Regions from separate parts of the Mus musculus genome. Here region 2 is linked to region 1. The links are chromatin contacts, found by Hi-C or POLR2A ChIA-PET in ENCODE. All regions are on one chromosome and are shown on one strand. The core of a region is the stretch at or near the end of the contact, and the rest is flanking DNA. Distances in the headings are between cores, read along the strand shown.

The links. A loop is a pair of places that touch in the nucleus more often than their neighbours do. ChIA-PET counts read pairs that join two places held with the same protein, here RNA polymerase II (POLR2A).
Region 2: POLR2A ChIA-PET joins it to region 1 with 13 read pairs in embryonic stem cell. The contact joins the promoter of Ash2l here to the promoter of Bag4 in region 1. A Hi-C loop is called at or near these places in 1 of 37 maps with a recorded cell type or tissue (heart). POLR2A ChIA-PET finds 5 or more read pairs at or near these places in 4 of 5 experiments (Patski and embryonic stem cell).

What each region holds. Positions count from the first base shown.
Region 1 is chr8:25,782,594-25,786,914 of GRCm38, forward strand. It overlaps Bag4 (BCL2-associated athanogene 4), which reads right to left and starts at 2,616. Exons shown (of 5, transcript NM_026121.3): 1 at 2,306-2,616. The coding sequence starts at 2,578. Lsm1 (LSM1 homolog, mRNA degradation associated) reads left to right here and starts at 2,998. Exons shown (of 4, transcript NM_026032.1): 1 at 2,998-3,124. The coding sequence starts at 3,079.
Region 2 is chr8:25,838,807-25,843,127 of GRCm38, forward strand. It overlaps Ash2l (ASH2 like histone lysine methyltransferase complex subunit), which reads right to left and starts at 1,981. Exons shown (of 16, transcript NM_011791.3): 1 at 1,776-1,981; 2 at 1,206-1,269; 3 at 937-1,082. The coding sequence starts at 1,951.

The DNA.
Region 1 (4,321 bases), core at 1,366-3,865:
AATAAAGTTAAGATTGTGGATTTGGGGGAAAAAAAGTACATCTATGACAACATGCATAGGCAAAGGCAGAAGCAGAGGCAGGTGGATCTCTGTGAGCTGGAGGCCAGCCTGGTCTCCAGATGGTGTTCCAGAACAGCCAGGGCTACACAGAGAAACCCAGTCTTGAAACAAAACAAAACAAAATTTACAGATGCCCATTATTCATTTCCAGTTTATCTCAAACTATGCTAACCCCATAATCTGCCCTATATGCACAACTCTACTCCAAACCTCTTAACTCCCTACCAGATGCTAAACTTGAACTTTTGCAAGTCTTTCCCTAACCAGACAGACTTTTACTTTGATAGCAAACTCGATAGAAGCCAGTTTAAAGCTCGACTCCTTTTCCTCATCAACTGATCTTTAATCTGGGTACAAAAGTCCTTCATCTCTAGATCCTGTGATTACAGTAGATCCGCCGGCCTACTTATCCCATCCTACTTACTGAATCAGCACAGGAAATAGGGATCCTTCTTCCAGCTAACTTCTGAATACTACCTGGTTTCTATTCTTATACAATTTTTAGAGGAACAATTAGCCTACCCGTTTAAAATGTACAATTCAGTGGTTTTTAGGATACTCAGAATTGGGAAACCATCTTCACCAACTTCAGAACACTGTACCACCTCAAAGCCCAGTTTTGCAATTCTTCCTTCCAGTCCCCAACCTAGCAGCCCACCATGTTTCTGCCTGGAGGAATCGCTCCCTATGGGCACTACACATAAATGGAATCACACAATATGAAATGCAACCCTTTGACTAACTTCATCCAACAAGCATGATCTAGTTAAGGTTCATTCCATGTTGAAACAAGTATGTGAGTGGGGATGGAGGGGGGGGGTCAATTCATACCTTTCTAGATGTTATGTTCTAAAATGTTAGCCATGTTAGTTAATCCAGCAACCAGTTGATAACTGTACCAGTTATTTCTAATTTTTGGCCATTATCACTAATGATGTTAAAAAGATGTATTAAATAGTATATGGACATGTTTTCCTTTGTTGTGGTGGTGGTGGTTGTTGTTCATTTTTTGAGACAGGGTCTCACCACGTTGTCCAGGCTGTCCTGGAACTCATTATGTCCATGTGAACCAGGCTGGCTAGTCTGCCTCAGCCTCCTGGGTACTGAGATTAAACACACCAGCCCTTGTTTTTTGTTTGTTTTGTTTTGTTTTTTTGTTTTTTGTTTTTTTTTCAAGACAGGGTTTCTCTGTGTAGCCCTGGCTGTCCAGGAACTCACTTTGTAGACCAGGCTGGCCTCAAACTCAGAAATCCGGCTGCCTCCCAAGTGTTGGGATCAAAGGCATGCGCCGCCACCACCAGCAGACTTTTTTTTTGTCGTTTTTTGTTTTTTCAGCCCTTGTTTTCTATTTCTTGAGTATACTTACAAGTAGACCTGCTAGATCATAAATTAACTCTCTGTCAGAAGTTTTAGGAACGACCCAGCTATTTTCCAAAGCACTGTACTATTTTACAATCCCGTCGTGGATATGTGAGAATTTTATAATTAATTTTCTGCAAGTAAGAATGTTACAAAGGCCAAAAGATGTGTGCCACCATCCTAGAATGATAGCCCCATACGAAGATAAAATAGAAACACACTTTTGGCATGTATGCAAGCAACAAAATGTTACAGGTCCAAACATACTAAGCAAGTCGGTCTCTCAGAGCCTTCTCCATTCAAAAATTGGGAAGCATTAATAACATCTGTCTTGCAGTCTTGCGATGATTAAATAGAACATTAAGGTACTTTGCAACATTGATCCCTCCTGATTCAATTCCAGGCAAAGCTTTAGTGATAAGGAACTAAGTGATCAGCCCGCCCCGTTTCGATCCCTTCCCCGTGGGAGGGGCTGCTGAGTAAGGGCTGGGGCTGCAGCTCCCCGAGCCACGCAGGATAAATTGTTACAGCCCAATCACGCTAACCTACGCTCTCGGGAAAGAGATCCTGCAGCCTGCTACTAAGCTTAGGAAGTCAGCGCAGAATATTTTTTCGTTTTTTTTTTTCGTGGTTAACAAGAACACTTATGATGGCTGAAGTTAAAAAAAAAAGCAAAAACAAACAAACAAACAAACAAAACGAAGGGACAAATGGAACCCAAGCCTAGCTCCCCTCGCATCTCTGGTCCTCGTCTCTGCACCGTCCCCAAAAGAAGAACAAATCAGAGACCCGAGTCCTAACAGACCCTAAGTATAAAACCCCCAAATGTCCTCACCTCTGCCCAAGACTTCCCGACTGGAGCCCCGGAAAAGACTTCGAAGCTTACCTGGTGGCCTCCCCCGGCTCTGCTCGCTTCTGCCCAGGCGCCTCCCGAGGGGTAGTAGCCATCGCCACCTGCGCCTTCGCCCGGCCAGGTGGTCTCGGCCGGGGCGCCCCCGCGCCCTCGCCAGGAAACCGGAGGCTGGGGAGGCTCCGGACGAAGAGGGGGGTATAAGGGCGGAGGTACGTGCACCGGGACATCGCCTCCCCCGGGCCCGTAGTAGCGGCCGTAAGAAGGGCCGTCACTGGGGCCGTAGCCCGAGCGCCTCAGGGCCGACATGGGCTCCGCTGCCGCGAAGCGCTTCCCGCCCCCCACGACCGTCCCATTGCGCAGGCGCCTGCGGGAGGCCGCTATTGGCGAGCGGCGGAGGGGGATAGGACGGCTACAGCCAATCCCGAGCCGGTCCCGCCCCTTGCACGCCGAGCGCGGAACGGTCATGGACGGTACGGGTCAATCCGGGCCTCGGGTCGGGAAAGCGAGGCGAGGGGCAGCGCTCGTCACGCGTGAGGAAACGCCTATCCTCCGCCCTTCCGACCTGGACTTCACTGCACTGACTGGAGGGGAAGAGAACGTGGTCGGCCACCGACTGGCAACACGCCCGGCACGCCTCTTTCGGCGGACGGGCAGGCGATACCGGAAGTGGGTGGGGTCACCTGAAACGCTTCCGGCGACTAGCGGTGTCTGAGCTGCAGGTGAGCGGCCGGTTCCCGTCCGCGTCCCGCCGACGGGCGACTGGACGCCCTCGCGGCCGTCCGGTGCAGCCTTGCGAGAGCTCAAACATGAACTATATGCCCGGCACCGCCAGCCTCATCGAGGACATCGACAGTGAGTACCTAACCTCTCCCTCGGGGGAAGCCTGGTGTGGGACCCCTTTTCGAGTGGGCGTCCCTCGACAAGGGCCCAGAGAGTGATCTCTGGGCCCGGGCGGGGTGGTTCTGCCTTCACAGCCTCGGACGGAGCCTTTTCCCAAGCTGCCTTCTCTGTCCTTGAGCGGGTAACACCTCCCCGCCCCCCGCCCCCCAAGCTGTGAAACGCCTTCCGAGGGGCGCAGCATCCGACTTGGGAACGTGAAGGGCAGAGCACGCGAAGGAAGTCGCCTGAGCCACTTCGCGTTCCCAAGTCGGATGCTGCGCCCCTCGTAAGGCGTTTGACAGTGAATGGATGGAGATTGCTTCTAGAAAGGACTCACCAGACCCGACAACAGCAGTTGAATTTAATTAGCAGAGAACGTAGGCTTTCTGTTGTATAGCCACTAGCACTCTCCTTTTTCTGTAAGGGTCATTAGCACTTTCAGATTAAAGTTGTAGAGACAGGTGCCGGACGTAATAACGGGATTTTCTGCGAATGCTAAGTCACTTCAAACTTACTCTTTTCTGTTTGACAGTTTTGCTTTTACTAAAAGGAGGTTAGTCCTGTAAAAATAAAGAGGTTACAATTTCGGTTTTAAAAGGTTTAATTTATTGTGTATTTATGTCTCGTCTACATGTAATTAAACCACGGGCATATTGGTATCCACGAAGCCAGATGACTTTCTCTTCTTGGGATCCTCTGGAATTGGAGTTATGGACCGAGTTACAGAGTCACAGTGTGGGTGCTGAGAAAGGAACTCAGATCTTCTGCAAGAGCAACACGTGCTCTTCTGAACCATCTCTCCAGCCTCCACTTTCATTCCCCCGCCCCGAATTCTTACCTGTGTATGATTCCTTGAATATAACTTTTTTTTTTTTTTGGTTTTTCGAGACAGGGTTTCTCTGTATAGCCCTGGCTGATCTGGAACTCACCTTGTACACCAGGCTGGCCTGGAACTCAGAAATCTTCCTGCCTTTGCCTCCCAAGTGCTGGGATGAATATAACTTTTAAAGCAGCATTAAAAAAACAAACAAACAAACAAAAAAAAAAAACCGCTGTATATGAGCATGTATGTATGTGCATTGCGAGCTTGCCTGGTGCTGGAGAGAACAGAAGAGGGTACTGGGTCCTCTGGAAGACCAGACAATACTCTTTAGCACTGAGCCATCTCTC
Region 2 (4,321 bases), core at 731-3,230, 56 kb after region 1:
AGACATGAAAAGCACCGATCACCTCAATATTTTTGAGGAATTAAAAGCACTTCTCTGCAGTGACCACCCAGGGCTTTGCACGCAGCAGGCAAGTACACCACGACTCAACACCACACCTTCAAATGTTACTGACAACAGGTCTTGCCCACTGTAAATACCAAGCCCAGAACACACAGAATACATTATCGCAAACTTAATTACATAATCTCTTCTAATTGCACAGACTCCTTCCCAATCAGCCTGTAAGGTCAAAAGCAAGGACGATGCCCACACTCATACCTAATAGCACTCTCACCTCAATACTTCAGAACATGCCAAAGGAATGCAAGCAACTCCTCAGTCAGCATCTGGTCACTGGATAGGGTTAGAGTGAGCACAAAATACTACCTACTGACTTTTTTTCGGTATATTTAAAAATACTTCTCAATTGTCTTGAGATTGAAATATGATTACAGGGCTGGTGAGATGGCTCAGCAGTTAAGAGCACTGACTGCTCTTCCAAAGGTCCTGAGTTCAAATCCCAACCACATGGTGGCTCACAACCACTCCTAACAAAAATCTGACACCCTCTTCTGGTGTGTCTGAAGACAGCTACAGTGTACACATATAATAAATCTTTGGGCTGTTGTGAGCAGAGTTGGAGCAAGCAGGGCTAGAGCGGGCAGAGGTCCTGAGTTCAATTTCCAGAAACCACATGATGGCTCACAACCATTTGTATAGCTACAGTGTACTCATATACATAAAATAAATAAATTAATTAAAAAAAAAGAAATATGATTACATAATTTCCCCTTCCACCCCAGAACTGGGGTTCCTTGAGCTGCCATGTGAATACTGGGAATCAAGCCCAAACCCCTGAAAGGGTAACTAGTGATCTAAAATGCTAAGCCATCTCTCCAGGATCATGCTGTCTAGAAGGCCATGAAATGTACTCACGACGTGTCTATTCCAAAGGTGTCAGCGGTGAACCATTTTGTACATATCCCACACTGCAACTCCACTTCTCCCAACTGCCGCCCATTCTCCTCATCCACAGAGCCCGCCTGGGTATCCATCACTTCTGAAGTGTCTCCGGTACCTTCCTGGAGCCACAGGGCAATAAGAGAATCAAATGGCCTGACTACTTTTTAAAAAAAAAAAAATAGATTAAACATTTTAAAACCAAATCTAGTTCGCCTTCCAAAGGCCTCAGAGGAAATACTTACCAAAGTATCTTTTCCATTAGAAGATTCTGTCTCCAGACCACTTACATCAACCAAGTTTGCATCCCTATAATGAAAAGACAAACATCAAAATGGCCTTTCCTAAACAGAAAAACACAATGGTCCAAATACGGAGGGTATATCTTTTTCATGTCCTGAACGGGATGCCCACGAGAGAACAATCCTGAGTATTAGGAGGGAGGTTGTCAAGCAAGACAAATGTGTTCGCGGCCCAGGGATTCCTAGTGCACTGGGCTAACGACGGGAGGCTGCCGTCCTCAGTGCTTTCAGGACCAAGCATTGCAAGAGGGATCAGCGAGGTCTTCCGGGGCGCTAGAGGGGGAAACGCTCTTGGCTCACACTGGTGCTGATGGGAGCCGAGGAGCCGAGGAGCGGCTTGGAGTCCACAAGCAAGCAGCCAGCGGGGTTGCGGAGGGTACCGGGTGGGCGGGCGGGCCGAGCCGTTGGCTGCGGGACCTGGATCCGGAGGGCGACACCGGGCGGCGCGAGCCGCGGGCTTCCACGAGGGGCGGGCCCTCGCGCGTCCCCGGGGCTGCGAGTGGATTGCCTTACCCACTTTCGGCCTCTCCGGAGCTGGGCTCCGCTCCCGGGGCGGCTGACGGCCCCTCGCCAGCCCCCGCGGCCACCGGCTCTGTCTCTCGGTCCTCCGCCGTTGTGGCACTTGCAGCGGCTCCGGGACCAGGGCCGGCGCTGACTCCCGGACCAGGACCCGCTCCAGCCGCCGCCATCGCTGCTCCTTCCCAAGCTCTCGCGAGAATATATCTATGCGGCGAGTTGCCGCCACGCACGGCGCTCTTAAAGTGGGAAAGACCTTTTGTTGGGGGGCCCGCCACTTACTTGGGAAGGACGCACTTTGAGTCCGCCGCTTTAAGGCCAGAAAAAAAAAAAAAAAGAAAGGAAGAAAGAAAAAGGCAGGGCGCAACTCGGATTGCCCAGGTTTGAAGGGAGCCACTTAGGAGGTCTGTCCTTTGCTTTCCTCTTGGGACTTGAATTATTCAAAACGCCTGCTCATAGTCGTGGCTAAGAGTGGAAATCACGGCACATATGAGGATGTGAGAGACTCCCCTTTACACTGTGCGGAGCAGGCGATCATACTAAAACCCTAAAACGTAGGAAACTTCCAAACAACAACAAAGGAGCACTCTGGCTCACACCTGCCGGGAGCGTCTGTAACTGCGTAGCTGGCCGCCAGAAGCCCCGTTTCCAGGCGGCTTTTGGAGAGACTAGAGGTCTGATTCCAGAGAGCCCGAGGTAGTTGTGGGTGGAAAAGACGTTAGGAAAAGAAACATCTGGCCAGAGGAGGCTAGAAGTGCTGTGCGCTCGAGGAACACGAATTGCTAGTTCACGGAGGGAAGTAGAGCTCCAGGCGAGAGTGCTAGCAGAGGACAGAATTCAGCAAGGTTTGGGCCTTAGCGAGAAGGGCAGAAACGAGTAAGAAAGGGATGTCTGCTGGTAGCTAAACCCCTGGACTGAGTGCAAGCATATGGGTGGGCTCTAAACCCTAGCAAAATAGAAACTGCCGCCTCACCCCCATCCTCCGCGTGTGTGTGCGCTTTACGGATGTGTGCGCATGTATGTGGCATAGTGCACTGGACAGGTGAGAGGACAATATGGTGAGAAGAGCTTTCTTTCCCTCCACTATGTGAGTTCTAGGAATCTAGCTCAGGCTTGGCAAGCAAGTGCCGCCTTTGCCCACTGGGCCATCTCACGGACCATAAATTTGCTGTTTTAAAACAAACACACTTAGGGATTAGAGATCATTGATACTTTGCAGTTGTTAGGAGAAAGTGCCGCCATGACCAAAAATATCTTAAGCAAGGGGAGGGGGGATCTTGGTTGAGGGGGGTTCAAAGAGATAAGAATCCATGATGGTGGGGAGATAAGGCAGCAAGGATCTGAAATGGTGACTATCAGACAAGGCTGAGAGCTCGAATTCTCTATCAGAATCACCAAGCAGACAGGGAGAACTTCAAGGAAGCGGCTTCACTTTTTTCGTGTAAGCTTGCCCCCAGTGACTTACCTCCACCAGCAAACGTTCACCTCCCAAGCCTCCCTAGACATCATAACAACTGTTGTGTGAATGGGGACCGATCCTCCCCCCCCCATGCCCCACCTTACCCTCTCAAATGCATGACTTTTTAGAGATTTCCCCCTTCCATGTTAATATGTCTATTAGGATTGCCATAGTTAGATCTCATTTGGGCAGCCATATTGTTGTGACGTCATGGGTCGTTCCTGATAGCCATCACTTCATGGCACAGGTCCCAGTCCCCTGGCTTTTACAGTCTCTCTGTTCCCCTCTCCCTCAATGTTTTCTGAGCCTTAGGTATGATGTTGGAGATATACCCACTGGGACTGGGTACCCCACAGTTAACCAATCTCTGCGTTTTGACTAGTTGGAAACCCCTGAATAACATATTTGAAAACTGAATACAGCTATTTATAAAGCAAGATCATCTAGGGGCTGGGGAGATGGCTCAGTGGTTAAGAGCACTGACTGCTCTTCCAGAGGCCCTGAGTTCACTTCCCAGCAATCACATGGTGGCTCATAACCATCTGTAATGGGATCGGATGCCCTCTTCTGCTGTGTCTGATGACAGCTACAGTGTGTTCATATAAATAAAATAAATAAATCTTAAAAAAAGAATATCTACCATGAGCAAGTTGACTTTATTCAAGAGATGCCAGGATGGTTCAATATATTAAGTCAATAAATAAGTGGATTTAAAGACTGAAACCACATGGCCATCTCAAGTGATCGCAGAAAAATCTTTGCCAAAATCCAGCATGCCTTCATGATAAATCTCAGAGAGAATGAGTGAGTGAGAGTGAGAGAGAGAAAAGGAGAGAGGAAAGGGAGAGAGAAAAAAAGGAGGAAAGGGAGGGAGAGAGAGGGGGGGGAGGAACCATAGAGTGTTCCTGGCATCAGGCTGGTAACGATCATGAAGGCTACTAATTATTCTGCAATGCACAAAACTGTCCCCAACAGTGTTACTCTACTCAAAATGCCAACAGAGCCCAGACAGAGGAACCCTGATCAACAAAGAGGACTGAGTTCAGAGCATGGACACCTTACCAGTGGCTACACCACTGAAAAA